2 separate regions of the Homo sapiens genome follow, and region 2 is linked to region 1. The links are chromatin contacts, found by Hi-C or POLR2A ChIA-PET in ENCODE. All regions are on one chromosome and are shown on one strand. Each heading gives the region's core, a stretch centred on a gene start or an enhancer-like site at or near the end of the contact. The rest is flanking DNA. Distances are from core to core; before and after follow the strand shown. Region 1 holds the start of TARBP1 (tRNA guanosine 2 -O-methyltransferase TARBP1). Region 2 has its middle 30 kb from the start of LINC03108.

Evidence for each region. A loop is a pair of places that touch in the nucleus more often than their neighbours do. ChIA-PET counts read pairs that join two places held with the same protein, here RNA polymerase II (POLR2A). Pooled maps may share reads with other maps.
Region 2: a pooled map shows a loop between it and region 1 (3-fold over the local background). The contact joins the enhancer-like site here to the promoter of TARBP1 in region 1. A Hi-C loop is called at or near these places in 1 of 168 maps with a recorded cell type or tissue (naive thymus-derived CD4-positive, alpha-beta T cell) and 9 of 50 pooled maps. POLR2A ChIA-PET finds 5 or more read pairs at or near these places in 6 of 52 experiments (CD4-positive, alpha-beta T cell, MCF 10A, activated CD4-positive, alpha-beta memory T cell and 2 more).

What each region holds. Positions count from the first base shown.
Region 1 is chr1:234,475,903-234,482,138 of GRCh38, reverse strand. TARBP1 (tRNA guanosine 2 -O-methyltransferase TARBP1) reads left to right here and starts at 2,960. Exons shown (of 30, transcript NM_005646.4): 1 at 2,960-3,966. The coding sequence starts at 3,036. RefSeq lists silencers at 2,844-3,033, 3,064-3,863.
Region 2 is chr1:235,007,907-235,014,142 of GRCh38, reverse strand. No RefSeq gene overlaps it. Among named protein-coding and RNA genes, the nearest start is that of LINC03108, 30 kb to the right of the region's middle. RefSeq lists enhancers at 1,370-1,549, 1,760-1,829, 1,496-1,996, 1,947-2,241, 1,840-2,429. Within about 2 kb of position 2,887, at least 26 of the 41 ENCODE cell types and tissues checked have a DNase peak (open chromatin) inside an H3K27ac peak, as active enhancers do; they include CD4-positive, alpha-beta T cell, where a contact is called at or near this core.

The sequences.
Region 1 (6,236 bases), core at 1,711-4,210:
GTCATCGATGAAAACCAGAGTGAGATAGTGTTTCAAGAAATAGGAAATACTCCACAGAGTCCATTCAGGTAAGAACGAAAAAGGGCAGCTCTGGCAATTAGGAATCGCTGCCCACATTGGTGAATCAGAAAAGTGGTGTTGCGGGAAATATTCCGGGAGAGAAGACAGTGCAAACATGTTGTGGGTAAGAAGGAGAGTTCCACATGCCTGACCTGGGGCAGAGAAGGGGGAGTCAGGCTGTGAGGCCAGCTGGCTTTTCCCCAATCCCAATAAGCCTTCAATGCTGTGCTCTGCAGTTAGGCTTTACTCTGAAGGCAACAGAGAATAAAACACATAGGCCAACTTGTTTTTTTGTTTTGTTTTGTTTTGTTTTGTTTTTTGGTATAAGTCATTTTTCAAGATTGAGGTAAACTTTCTTTTTTTTTTTTTTGAGACCAAGTCTCACTCTGTCTCCAGGCTGGAGTGCAGTGGTGTGATCTTGGCTCACTGCAACCTCTGCCTCCTGGGTTCAAGCAATTCTCCTGCCTCAGCCTCCCGAGTAGCTGGGATTACAGGCGTGCACCACCATGCCCAGCTAATTTTTTTGTATTTCAGTAGAGATGGGGTTTCACCATGTTGGCCAGGATGGTCTCAATCTCCTGACCTCATGATCCACCGGCCTCGGCCTCCCAAAGTGCTGGGATTACAGGTGTGAGCCACTGCGCCCGGCTGATTGAGGTAAACTTTCTGCAGAGCGAAATGCATAGATCTTAAGGGTTCAGTTCAAGGAGTCTTGACAAATGTGTAACAACACCCTGATCAACATAAAATATTTTCATCACCCCAGAAAGTTCCCTTGTGCCCAATTCTAGTCAAATCTCTACTCCCTATATGCAACTACTGTTCTCATTTCTATCCTTCAGATTACTTTTGTCTCTTCTTGGATTTCATATAAATGAAATCACGAGGATGTAAACGTTGTGACTGGCTTCCTTTGTTTAACATATTGTTTCTGAGACTTATCCATGTAAAGCGGATTAGCAATTCATTGTCTTATTGCTGGGAGCATTATTATATAGATAGATCACAATTTTTTATTCATTCTTCAATTTGATGCACATGTAGGTTGTTACCTAACACCTACTAGGTTGTTATAAGCTTTTGGCTATAACGAATAATGTTGTCAAAAACATTCTTCTGCAAGCTTTTTTTTTTGAAACATGTTTTCATTTATTTTAGGTAATTACCTGGGGGTGAAATCGCTGAATCATAAAGCAGCTATATTATAACTTTACGAGAAACAGTTTCTAAAGTGACTGTACCGTTTTCATGCCCACCAGTAATGTATGAGAATTCCAGTTGCTCCACACCCTTGGTCTTTGCCGTTTAGTGTTTTCGAGCTTTTACATGTTAGCCATTCTCATCAGTATGAAGTGGTACCTCATTGTGGGTTTAATTTGCATTTCTCTGATGACTAATGATGTTGAACACTTTTCCAAGTGCTTATCATTTGTGTATCTTCGTTTGTTAAGTGCTCAAGACATTTACCCATTTATATTTGTTAGATATATGTTGACAGAAACAATAGTTTTCTGCACATTTTATGTTGAAGGTAATTGATATTTACTGACATGTTAAAAGGGCTTAAAATAGAAACATTTATGCATTTTGTCAATGAAAAACGGAATGACTGAAATATGAAAAAAGTCTTGCCTGTGTAATGTCAGATAACCTTAAAGTCAGATAACTTTATATAAAAATAACTGTAAATTTAAATAACTAATTTTTGTCTTATCCATTATGTTATTATATGTCAAGCTCTTTGAAGTTGGGACCCTGTTTTCTCTATTGACTAAGAGGCAGATCTTTGTGTTTAGTAGCGAAGAAAACCCTATGTCACTGATCTAGTTTGTCTCAAATTGAGCCAGGAACCAAATCCACACCATGCATGCCGAGGTGAGGTTTTCTGTTTCTCTATTTAGCAATGGATGCTGTCAGAAATACAGAAAAGACAGACACAGGGACTATTTTTGAGTTTGCACATGGGAGCACATGCATTGTGCAGGAGGCTCTGCATCCTGGAGTCATCTTGGGCACTTGGCTGTGAGGGCTGGCGTGGGCATCTTGGTTTTAGCTGAATCCTAGCACATTGCTATAGGTACCTCTAAGGCAGGAGAATAGGGCCTGGAGGCAGGGAATCCAAAAACTCCCTAGAACCAAATCAGATAGAAACACTTCAGCTATGACAGGAAATATCCTCTTCATTTACATAGGGAGTACACCAAGTAAATAACTTTGTAACTTCATTTTATCCTCTTCAGTTACATAGTGTGTACACCAAGTAACCAATTGAAACCTCTATAGGTATTTAAACCCCAGAAAATTCTGTAACCAGCCCCCCTTGAGCGGCTTGCTTGGGTCTGCCCCCACCCTGTGGAGTGTACTTTTGCAATAAATCTCTGCTTTTGTGGCTTCATTCTGTCTTTGCTTTGTTTGTGCGCTTTGTCCAATTCTTGGACCTGGACACCCTCCACCGGTAACACTTCTCACTCCTGGCCTTACGTCTAAATCATTCTTGTGTTTTCATGACTTATTTTTAATGCAGATGTCCAGAACCAATTTCAGACCTACTGTGTCAGTCTCTTTGTGGATGGTGCCCATCATGCAACGTTTGGAAAATAATCTAAAGTGATTCTGCTGTGCACCTTCTGTGAACTGGTTTATGCTCACAGGCACGCCTGATTTAGGGTCCTGGGCAGACCAACCTCCAATCAGGAATCGATGAAGCTGGTGTAGATACTACATTAACTTTTAACGAAGGCCTCGTTTCTCCTAAAAATAAGAGACCAGGTGGGTTCTATCTAGGCAGGGTTGGTGGCAGGAACCCAAGGGAAGCTGAGCTGCACCAAGCCGGGCTGGGATCCCCCTCTCTGCGGCCGCGCGCCCGGCTCCGTCGGCGCACGCGCACGTAGGGGCCGGCCGGTCCTGTGCGCACGCATCGCACACGCCGGCGCCTTCCTTTGGGAGCCCGGGCCGGTGGCGCGGGCGCTCGGCAAATGGAGTGGGTGCTCGCGGAAGCGCTGCTCTCGCAGAGCCGGGACCCCCGGGCCCTGCTTGGGGCGCTGTGCCAAGGGGAGGCATCCGCGGAGCGCGTGGAGACGCTGCGCTTCCTTCTGCAGCGGCTCGAGGACGAGGAGGCGCGCGGCAGCGGGGGCGCAGGCGCGCTCCCGGAGGCGGCGCGCGAGGTGGCTGCAGGGTACCTCGTGCCACTGCTGCGGAGCCTGCGCGGACGCCCCGCGGGCGGCCCGGACCCCAGTCTGCAGCCTCGCCACCGCCGGCGCGTGCTGAGGGCGGCGGGCGCGGCCCTGCGCTCGTGCGTCCGCCTGGCCGGGCGTCCGCAGCTGGCGGCCGCGCTGGCTGAGGAGGCGCTGCGCGATCTGCTCGCCGGGTGGCGCGCGCCTGGCGCCGAGGCTGCCGTGGAAGTGCTAGCAGCCGTCGGGCCATGTTTGCGGCCCCGCGAGGACGGGCCGCTACTGGAGCGCGTGGCGGGGACCGCCGTCGCCCTGGCGCTGGGCGGGGGCGGGGACGGGGATGAGGCCGGGCCTGCCGAGGACGCGGCGGCGCTGGTGGCCGGGCGACTGCTGCCAGTGCTGGTCCAATGTGGCGGGGCGGCGCTGCGGGCCGTGTGGGGCGGGCTGGCCGCGCCTGGGGCGTCCCTGGGGTCCGGCCGCGTAGAGGAGAAGCTGCTGGTCCTGAGCGCCCTGGCCGAGAAGCTGTTGCCCGAGCCCGGCGGCGACCGCGCCCGCGGCGCGCGCGAGGCGGGCCCGGACGCCCGGCGCTGCTGGCGCTTCTGGAGGACGGTGCAGGCGGGGCTGGGCCAGGCGGACGCCCTGACGCGCAAGCGAGCGCGCTACCTGCTGCAGAGGGCGGTGGAGGTGTCGGCGGAGCTGGGGGCCGACTGCACCTGCGGGCCCCAGGAAGGAAACGGTACCTGCCTCTTTGCCCCCCAGCCTAGTGCTACCTACTTGGCTGCCCCAGAGGGGAGTCTTCCTGCTTCTAAAAACTAGCTTATCGGGGTCGTCACTCCGATCCATGCAGAATTTGGTTATTCCGCGTTGCTCCCCTAAAGCCTGAAAACCTTTGGAACCCCTTCTCGAGGGTGTTCTTTGAAGTCACAAATCACTGCGGTTGGGAACGTTCTAACCCAGAGCCGGTGGAATACAGCACCCCTGGAATAGTTTAGGAAGATAATGGAGCCCGTGCAAGATTTTACAGACCCAAATCTGCACTATATCATGGTAGATTCAACCCAATAGAAACGGTTGATATCTATCAAGTTGAAAGAAAAATTATTTGTTATTTATCTGTACTGACCAGTGAATTAGTGAATTGAGTGTTGAGTGTTAGAATTAAGCGTCATAGAGGCCATCACACTCTTCTGAAATTTCCCCTGGTAATTAGGAACAGGATTTACTAATATTTGTTAAACATGTTTCTTAAGTCGACCTTTTGAGTGTATTTTTGCCATTGATTTAATAGAATGAATCAGATTTTATTTTTTAACTGTTTGAGCTTTGCTCCCTACTATGTGCAAGAGTAATGAAACAGCAAGGCCTCCCTTCAAGTTGTTACGTTACTGTTGATTGGTTTGACTTCACTCATGTTAAATTTGGGTTTAAACTGTCAAGTACAAAGTAGATTGACTCAAAATTGTCTCAATAGAATATTTCTACTTTTTCAACGGTAGCTGACCATTTATTACAGGTAAAGGATTTTTGTTTGGCTGAAGTTATGAGGTTATATTTTCAAGTAATTTTAAAACATTAGAGAGTAAATATTTGAACAGTCCACAGATAGGTGTGATCATCCCTGAGAGTTTTCACTGGAAAACATTTTTTAAATCATCAAAAATTAAAACATTCATTTATTTACATGAGTCTGTTATTTTGCAGTTTTGTTTGTTTGTTTGTTTGTTTTATGGAGTTTCGGTCTTGTTGCCCAGGCTGGAATGCAATGGCACAATCTCCGCTCACCGCAACCTGCACTTCCCGGGTTCAAGCGGTTCTCCTGCCTCAGCCTCCAGAGTAGCTGGGATTACAGGCATGCGCCACCATGCCCCACTAATTTTGTATTTTTAATAGAGACGGGGTTTCACCGTGTTGGTCAGGCTGGCCTCAAACTCCTCACCTCAGGTGATCTGCCCGCCTTGGCCTCCCAAAGCGCTGGGATTACAGGCGTGAGCCACCGCGCTCGGCCAGTTATTTTGCAGTTTTAGGGATAAGCAATGGTGCTTCCATGCTTCCTGCAACTCCCATTTCCTCTGTTACAGAAAGCAAATCCTGTGGCCTCTTAACGGAATATTAGGGGATTTACCCCTATGTCTTGACATAGTATATCTTAGTTATATCATAAAATATATTGTCACAGTTAAAATTTTGGTTAAATGTGTGTTCAGCATTTATAAAATTATGACTGTAAATGCTGCTTGCAGGTGATCTATGTAGGAAACTGATCATTTTTCTCTTCCTGCAAGTTTTTCATATGATTTTGACGTTTTAAAATGTGTTCGGTTCTTTCTATACTTACCACGAATTCCTCCTTAAATTCTTAACCAGTTGACTAAATCTTTCCTCTACAAAATCAGATCATCAGAGGTTTTCCTGAAGAAGTTTCTCCCAGAGTCCCCTTACATGCCCAGATGTCGCAGGTTTCTCCCTGTGCCTGGTGCACAGACCTCACGCTTACCCCGGGATTCCCTTCACCTGGGTGTTCTGTTGAGTCTCATTTCCTGTAGTTCATATCTTCCTCTTTTTTGCTTTACTCACTTGTGTCAGTGCAGTGCATTCTCTAGCAGTTTCCTGAAATAGGATTTTTTTAAGGTCTTGTTTGTCTGATAATTCCATCAAATGCTCCTTTATGTCTGCCATCATGTTTTTCTCTCATTTCCATTTGACGCTTTTGGAGTTTCTCTCCTGAAAATCCCCATCTGCTCATCTGTTTATGCATATTGTTTACCTTTTCCACAAGATCCTTTAGCATATCAATTATAGTTATCTGCAAGTTCGATACCTGGACCATCTAAGTTTGGCTTTGTTTTCTGTTGTAGTGTTTGGCTATGGAGTCGCTTTTTTTTATGTCTTACTATAATAACAGTAGAGATGGAAGTAAATATTTCTGCCTGGGATAGGCACCGTTACTTTGTGGCATTGAGTTAGTCTAGTTTGTAGTTGAGCTGGGTTTGGCGTTGGTTGCTGTAT
Region 2 (6,236 bases), core at 1,638-4,137, 530 kb before region 1:
ACGAGGTCAAGCGATTGAGACCATACTTGCCAACATGATGAAACCCCATCTCTACTAAAAATATAAAAAATTAGCCGAGCGTGGTGGCGGGCACCTGTAGTCCCAGCTACTCAGGAGGCTGAGGCAGGAGAATCGCTTGAGCCCAGGAGGCAGAGGTTGCAGTGAGCCAAGACAGCACCACTGTACTCCAGCCTTACAACAGAGACTCCATCTCAAAACACAAACAAAAAAAACAAGAATTGATTGTTTTCCTGATTTTATGAGTTGTCTGGACAGTTCTGCCGGTTTTGCTTGGGCTCACTAATGTGACTGCATTTAGTTGAATGCTCAGCTGGGCCGGAAGATCTGAGATGGCCTCTCTCATGTGACTGGCAGCTGGTTGGGGGACATCACTTCTCCATCTGCCCACCCCTCTTCCAGTGGCCTAGATCAGCTTCCTTAGATGGTTGTCTCTGGGCCACATTCCAAGAGGGCAAAAGTGGAAGCGGCAAGGGCTAGCCTTGGAAGTCACACACTGTAACTTTTGTTAAATTCTACTGGTTGAGGCAAGTCCCAGGCTAGCCCAGATTCAAGGGGTAGGGACATAGACCACAACTCTTGATGGGAGTAGCAGCTAAGTCATTGCCAAGGGATGTGCTTAACAAAGTAGGAGGAATTTGTGCCCATATTTTACAATTTCTTGTAGCAAGAAACCAACATTTATTGGATATTTACTGTGTTGCAGGTACTGTATAGGTACAACACATATATGAGTCCATTTAATCCTTATGGCAATCCTGGCAGGAAGGCCACTGAAGCAAGAGAGGTCCGGGGACAATATGGCCTTCCAAAGGACCCAGAACCAGTGAGGGGAAGGCTGACATTCAACTCCAGATTGGTTTTTGTTTTCATTTTTCTCTTCCTCTTGAATGCTGAGACTGGTCCTGCATCTGTGATGTATGGAAGAGGGATTCAGTTGGCTTTGCTAAGCAGTGTTTTCCTCTCCCCCGCCCTTCTTCCCTTCTTTTCAGATTTAATGAATTTCTGGCCTTCTTTGAAGGTTTTCTGGGTCACATGCTTTCTAGTTGCTATTGTGGAATAGTAAATGAGGCCTAGTTTTGCTTGTGGCAGATCCTGCTCTCTGGACACAGAGTTCCTGGTGGAGCAGTCTAATCTGGGTTGCTGGGTTGGTCGATGGTCCCCCAGACTGACCCTTCTGTCCCTGGGGTTGTCAGGGATTTTCTTGGCTGCAGATTCCTGCCCCAGTGGAGGCAGCTCTGAGCAGGCAAGCAGGAGCTAGCAGGCCTGTGCATTCTCTGAATGGCCAGAAGGGTCCTTTTGAAGGTTTTTCTTTATTTTCCTGAGTGTGGCCACCAGTGGAGTGTCCTGGAGAGCCCCAGGGGTGCAGTTCAGCAGCAGGACAGTCAGTCCCCCATCGGCATGGAGATGGAGTGTTCTGTGTGTGGATTGACCCTCTGGCGTCGTTGTTCCTGTTCAAACATTGCCTGTTTCTCTAAGGGGAAACATGAGCATTGGCGTTTCCTTTCTGGGTTGGAGGTGGAGAATTTCATCCCCACCCTACTCTGCGGATTCATTCCGTTTTAGTTGTCTGGCTTTGCCCGGGGCAGAGGCTGCTGACTGGTGAAAGCACCCTCTGAAAGCAAGTTTTTTGTTTTCTACTGTCCTCTGACCTTGGGACGGGCTATGATAGTCCTCAAAACCCTCACAAGCATGGTTTCCATGAGAGCCTTGCAACATTCCCTTGAGCCGGGCAGGGCAGGCAGCCATGTGGACATTTTAGAGATGAGGAAAGTGGGGCTGTGGCCAGACTCTTTGCGGCCAGACTCTTTCTGGCCAGGTTGTTCCACCTGGCTCTCCGGCTCGAGTCTGTCCAGCTTTCAGTCCTGCTGGTCTGTCTGCATAGGGGCTGCTTCTAGAAGACCAGGCGAGAGGATGTGGGTATGAGGGAGGAGCTGAGGCGCACAGGAAGAGCAGATGGCCTGTCTCTCTCCAGTATCTGCTAGTCACTACCTGGAAACCAGCAATGATGATGTAACCACAAGCATTATTCAGTGATGGCCGCCTTCCTTGTGTGGGTGGGACCGCAACACCGCCTGGGCTGGGGAATCCCATTGGTGACAACACAGCATCCTTTTGAGCTGACGCGGCAACAGATGCCCCAGACCAGCTCTGCGTCTGACAGCATCTCTGTGAAGCGTGTGCAGGGGACAGCAGACATCAGAGCTCTCCTGTAAATCACCTCCGCAAAGGCTCTTTGTGGTCGATTCACTGATGACTCATTTATAATCTGGTTTCAACATTGTGAGTCAAAATGCACCACTTTCATTAAAAATAACATTCACTGGGGTCTAACGGCTTTCTTTTTTCTGTTTTTTACTGTACTGTGTGGTTTCTGGATGGGAAGCTGTCAGATGGCAGGCGAGGTGTTCCGAGGGACTTGAGCATAATCGTGCAACGACTCAGGTGTGGATTGAACAAATAGTCCCGAATACCTGCTGTGGGTCCTGCAGACTTCTGGGCCATGGAAGTGTGTGGGTAGTCGGCGTGGGTGTGTGTGGGGGTGTGTGCAAGTATCAGGATCACCTGGGATGCTTGTTAAAAATACAGATTCCTGGGCTTCACCCCATATCTCTGAGGGTGGGGCCTTGTCAAATTCCTCAGGAGCTTTTTAGGTACAATAGAGTCAAGAGCCTTGACTCTGGGTGAGAGAGAATGGGAACTCCCTTCAAGCAGACCCTCCCTACAAACGGAGCAACCAGAGGAGAGGCAGGTCGACTGCAAGGCTGAGAGGGGTGGATGGGGGAGGTGAGAGAGGAAAAGGCAGGGGCGGGGGAACACCCGAGGTGGAGCGGGCCAACAGAGTCCCCATGGGAGAGTTGACTAAAAGCCCCGGCTTGATGCAAGGAACCCACAGTCTTTCTGGTTTGGGGACCAAATCTTGGGCATCCCCTACTTCCTTGGTTAAAAAAATTAAACATACAGAAACGGTTTAGTGGGCATTCTGCAGGGTAAAAAGCCCCTGCTGCATGGCCATGTTTTTATATTTTATGTTCTTTAGCAATGTTAGAAACTTCACTGGGAAAAGCACTTTAAAAAGATATAGTTGAGGGGAATGGGACGTGGGGAGTTATTGTTGAATGGGTGCAGAGTTTCAATTTTACAAGATGAAAGTGCCTGGAGATGGTTAGCGGCGATGGCTGTATAGCAGTGGGAATGCATGTCACACCACTGAACAACGTGCTTAAAAATGGTTACGATGGAGGCCAGGCACGGTGGCTGACACGTGTAATCCCAGCACTTTGGGTGGCGGAGGCGGGCTGATCACTTGAGGTCAGGAGTTTTGAGACCAGTCTGGCTAACATGGTGAAACCCTGTCTCTACTAAAAATACAAAAATTAGCCAGGCATGGTGGCGGGCACCTGTAATCCCAGCTACTCGGGAGGCTGAGGCAGGAGAATCACTTGAAACCCAGAGACGGAGTTTGCAGTGAGCTGAGATCGCACCACTGAACTCCAGCCTGGGTGACAGAGTGAGACGCTGTCTCAAAAAAAAAAGGTTAAGATGGTAAATTTTCTGTTATGTGTATTTTACTTACTACAATTTTTAAAAAATTGGAAAAAGAAAGATATGGTTGAGTCTGACTTGGATGAAAGTCTACAGGCCTCCTGCTGATGGTCTCAGCGGCTCCTGGGAAACTACCGTTTGTTTCAGCCATCTGTAACTTGATTTGTTGTTCAGAAGTTTGCCAAGACTTCTCCATGCAAAGCCAGGTGTAAGTTTAACCTGAGCCACGTGGGTCCCCCCACCTTTCCGCCTCCGATGGATCTTCTCTCCAAGGGCTCCGGTGCTCAGGCCCTCATAGCATGGGAAATCAGAAGGGATGTTTGGGTGGGAGGCTTGGCATGGAGGGTGGACATTTTGCTACAGATGGCCTTGCCCTCACGGAAGGCCATTGTTATTCCGCGTCTGCCCCCTGGCCGGGTCCAGCCACCTGAGCCTTCCTGAGCTCCCAGCTCTCAGTTGCAGCCAGCGCCCAACGCCTTCCTGCGGCACCTCCACAGACCTCGCCTCTTTGCCCTGACTCCTCTCATTCTCTGTTTTCCAGACTATCCCCAAGCCCTGCCTGTGGCTGCCTCCTCCCTCCATAGCATCCCTGCTCTGCCATGGCTCCCCTATTTGGGACAAGACCTTTGTGTGGGCCTCAAGATGTAGGCAGGTCTCTGCTCAGTGGCCCAGCTTTTGGTCGACACCTGCAAATGTGTCTAAAACTCATCTCAACCTCTTCCCCAACACCAGTCTTCCCTTTGATCCCACCCTCCATCTGCTCTTCTCTCAGCATTCCTGAGAGTTTCTGCAAGTTGCCCCAGCCAGAAACCAGGGTGCCAGGCATCACTCTTCCTGCCCGGTTCCCAGCTCCCACCAGCAGTGCCTCCTTGGCAGCTCTAGAATCCCCACTGCCTCTGGTCTAGTTCATGCCTCCATCACTTCTTCTCTGGACCACTGCAGTAGTCTCCTAAGTGACTGTAGCCATCTGAATAGTGGCCCCAAAGATATCAAGTGCCAATCGCCGGAAAACAGTGAATGTTACGCTACGTGGGAAAGTTTTTGCCAATATGATTAAGTTAAGGAATTCAAAAAAAATTATAAAATTGTGATAAATATATAACATAGACTTGACCAGTTTATTCATCTAAGTGCAGAGTTCAGTGGCATTAAGTATATTCCTATGTTGTGTGACCATCACCACCGTCCATCTCTAGAGCTCTTTTTGTCTTGCAGAACTGAAACTTTGTACCCATTAATAACTTCTATTTCTCTCTCTCCTCAGCCCCTGGCAACGACTCTTCCACTTTCTCTCTCTATGCATTTGAGTACTCTAGATACCTCATATTAGGTGGAATGAGGCCCGGCACAGTGGCTCACTCCTGTAATCTCAGTACTTTGGGAGGCTGCGGCGGGAGGATCATTTGAGCCCACGAGTTCGAGACCAGCCTGGGCAGCTAGTCAGACTTTGTCTCTACCAAAGATTTAAAAATTAGCCAGGTGATATGGTTTGGCTGTGTCCCCACCCAAATTTCACCTCGAATTGTAACTCCCACAATTCCTAAGTGTCATGTGAGGAACCCGGTGGGAAGTAATTGAATCATGGAGGCAGGTCTTTTCCATGCTGTTCTTGGGATAGTGAGTAAGTCTCACGACATCTGATGGTTTTAAACATGGGAGTTTCCCTGAACAGATTCTCTCTTTGCCTGCCACCATCCACGTAAGATGTGACTTGCTCCTCTTTGCCTTCTGCTATGATTGTGAAGCCTCTCCAGCCTTGTGGAACTGTGAGTCCATTAAACCTCTTTCTTTTGTAAATTGCCCAGTCTCAGGTATGTCTTTATTGGCAGTGTGAAAACGGACTAATATACCAGGTGTGGTGGTGCACACCTGTGGTCCCAGCTACTGGGGAGGCTGACGTGGGAGAATCACTTGAGCCCAGGAGTCAGAGGCTGCAATGAGCTAGGATCACACCATTGTGCTCCAGCCTGGGTGACAGAACAAGACCCTGTCTCAAAAATAAAATGAAATACAAAGGTAGACTCATATAGTCTTTGCCCTTTTGTGACTGGCTTATTTCTGTAGTGTATGAGAGAATTTCCTTCCTTTTGAAGGCTGAATCATATGCCATTGTGTGTATATAGCACATTTGTTTATTCATCCTTTGATGGACATTGCATTACTTTCACTTTGTAGCTATTGTGAATAGTGCTGCTGTGAACATGGGTGTACACATATCTCCTTAGATTCTGCTTTCAGTTCTTTGGGGCCTATACCCAGGAGAGGAATTGCTGGACCATATGGTAATTCTATGTTTAATTTTTTTGGGAAACTGTCATACTGTTTTACATAGTGACTGTACCTTCTTACATTCCCACCAACAGTGTACAAGGGTTTAAATGAAGATTTTGAGATGAGAAAATTATCCTGGATTATTCAGGTGGGTCCTAAATACCATCACAAGTGTCCTTACAAGGAAGAGGCAGCAGGAGATGGGACACACAGTAAAGGTGATAATGAAGATGGAGGTGGAGATTGGAGGGATGCGGCCACAAGCCAATGAATGCCTGCAGCTACCAGAAGCCACAGAGAGCTCCGCTAGAGCCTCTGGAGGGAGCTTGGCCCTGTCAACACCTTGATTTGAACCCAGTGAAACAAATTTCCAACTTCTGTCCTCCTGGACTGTGAAGTAA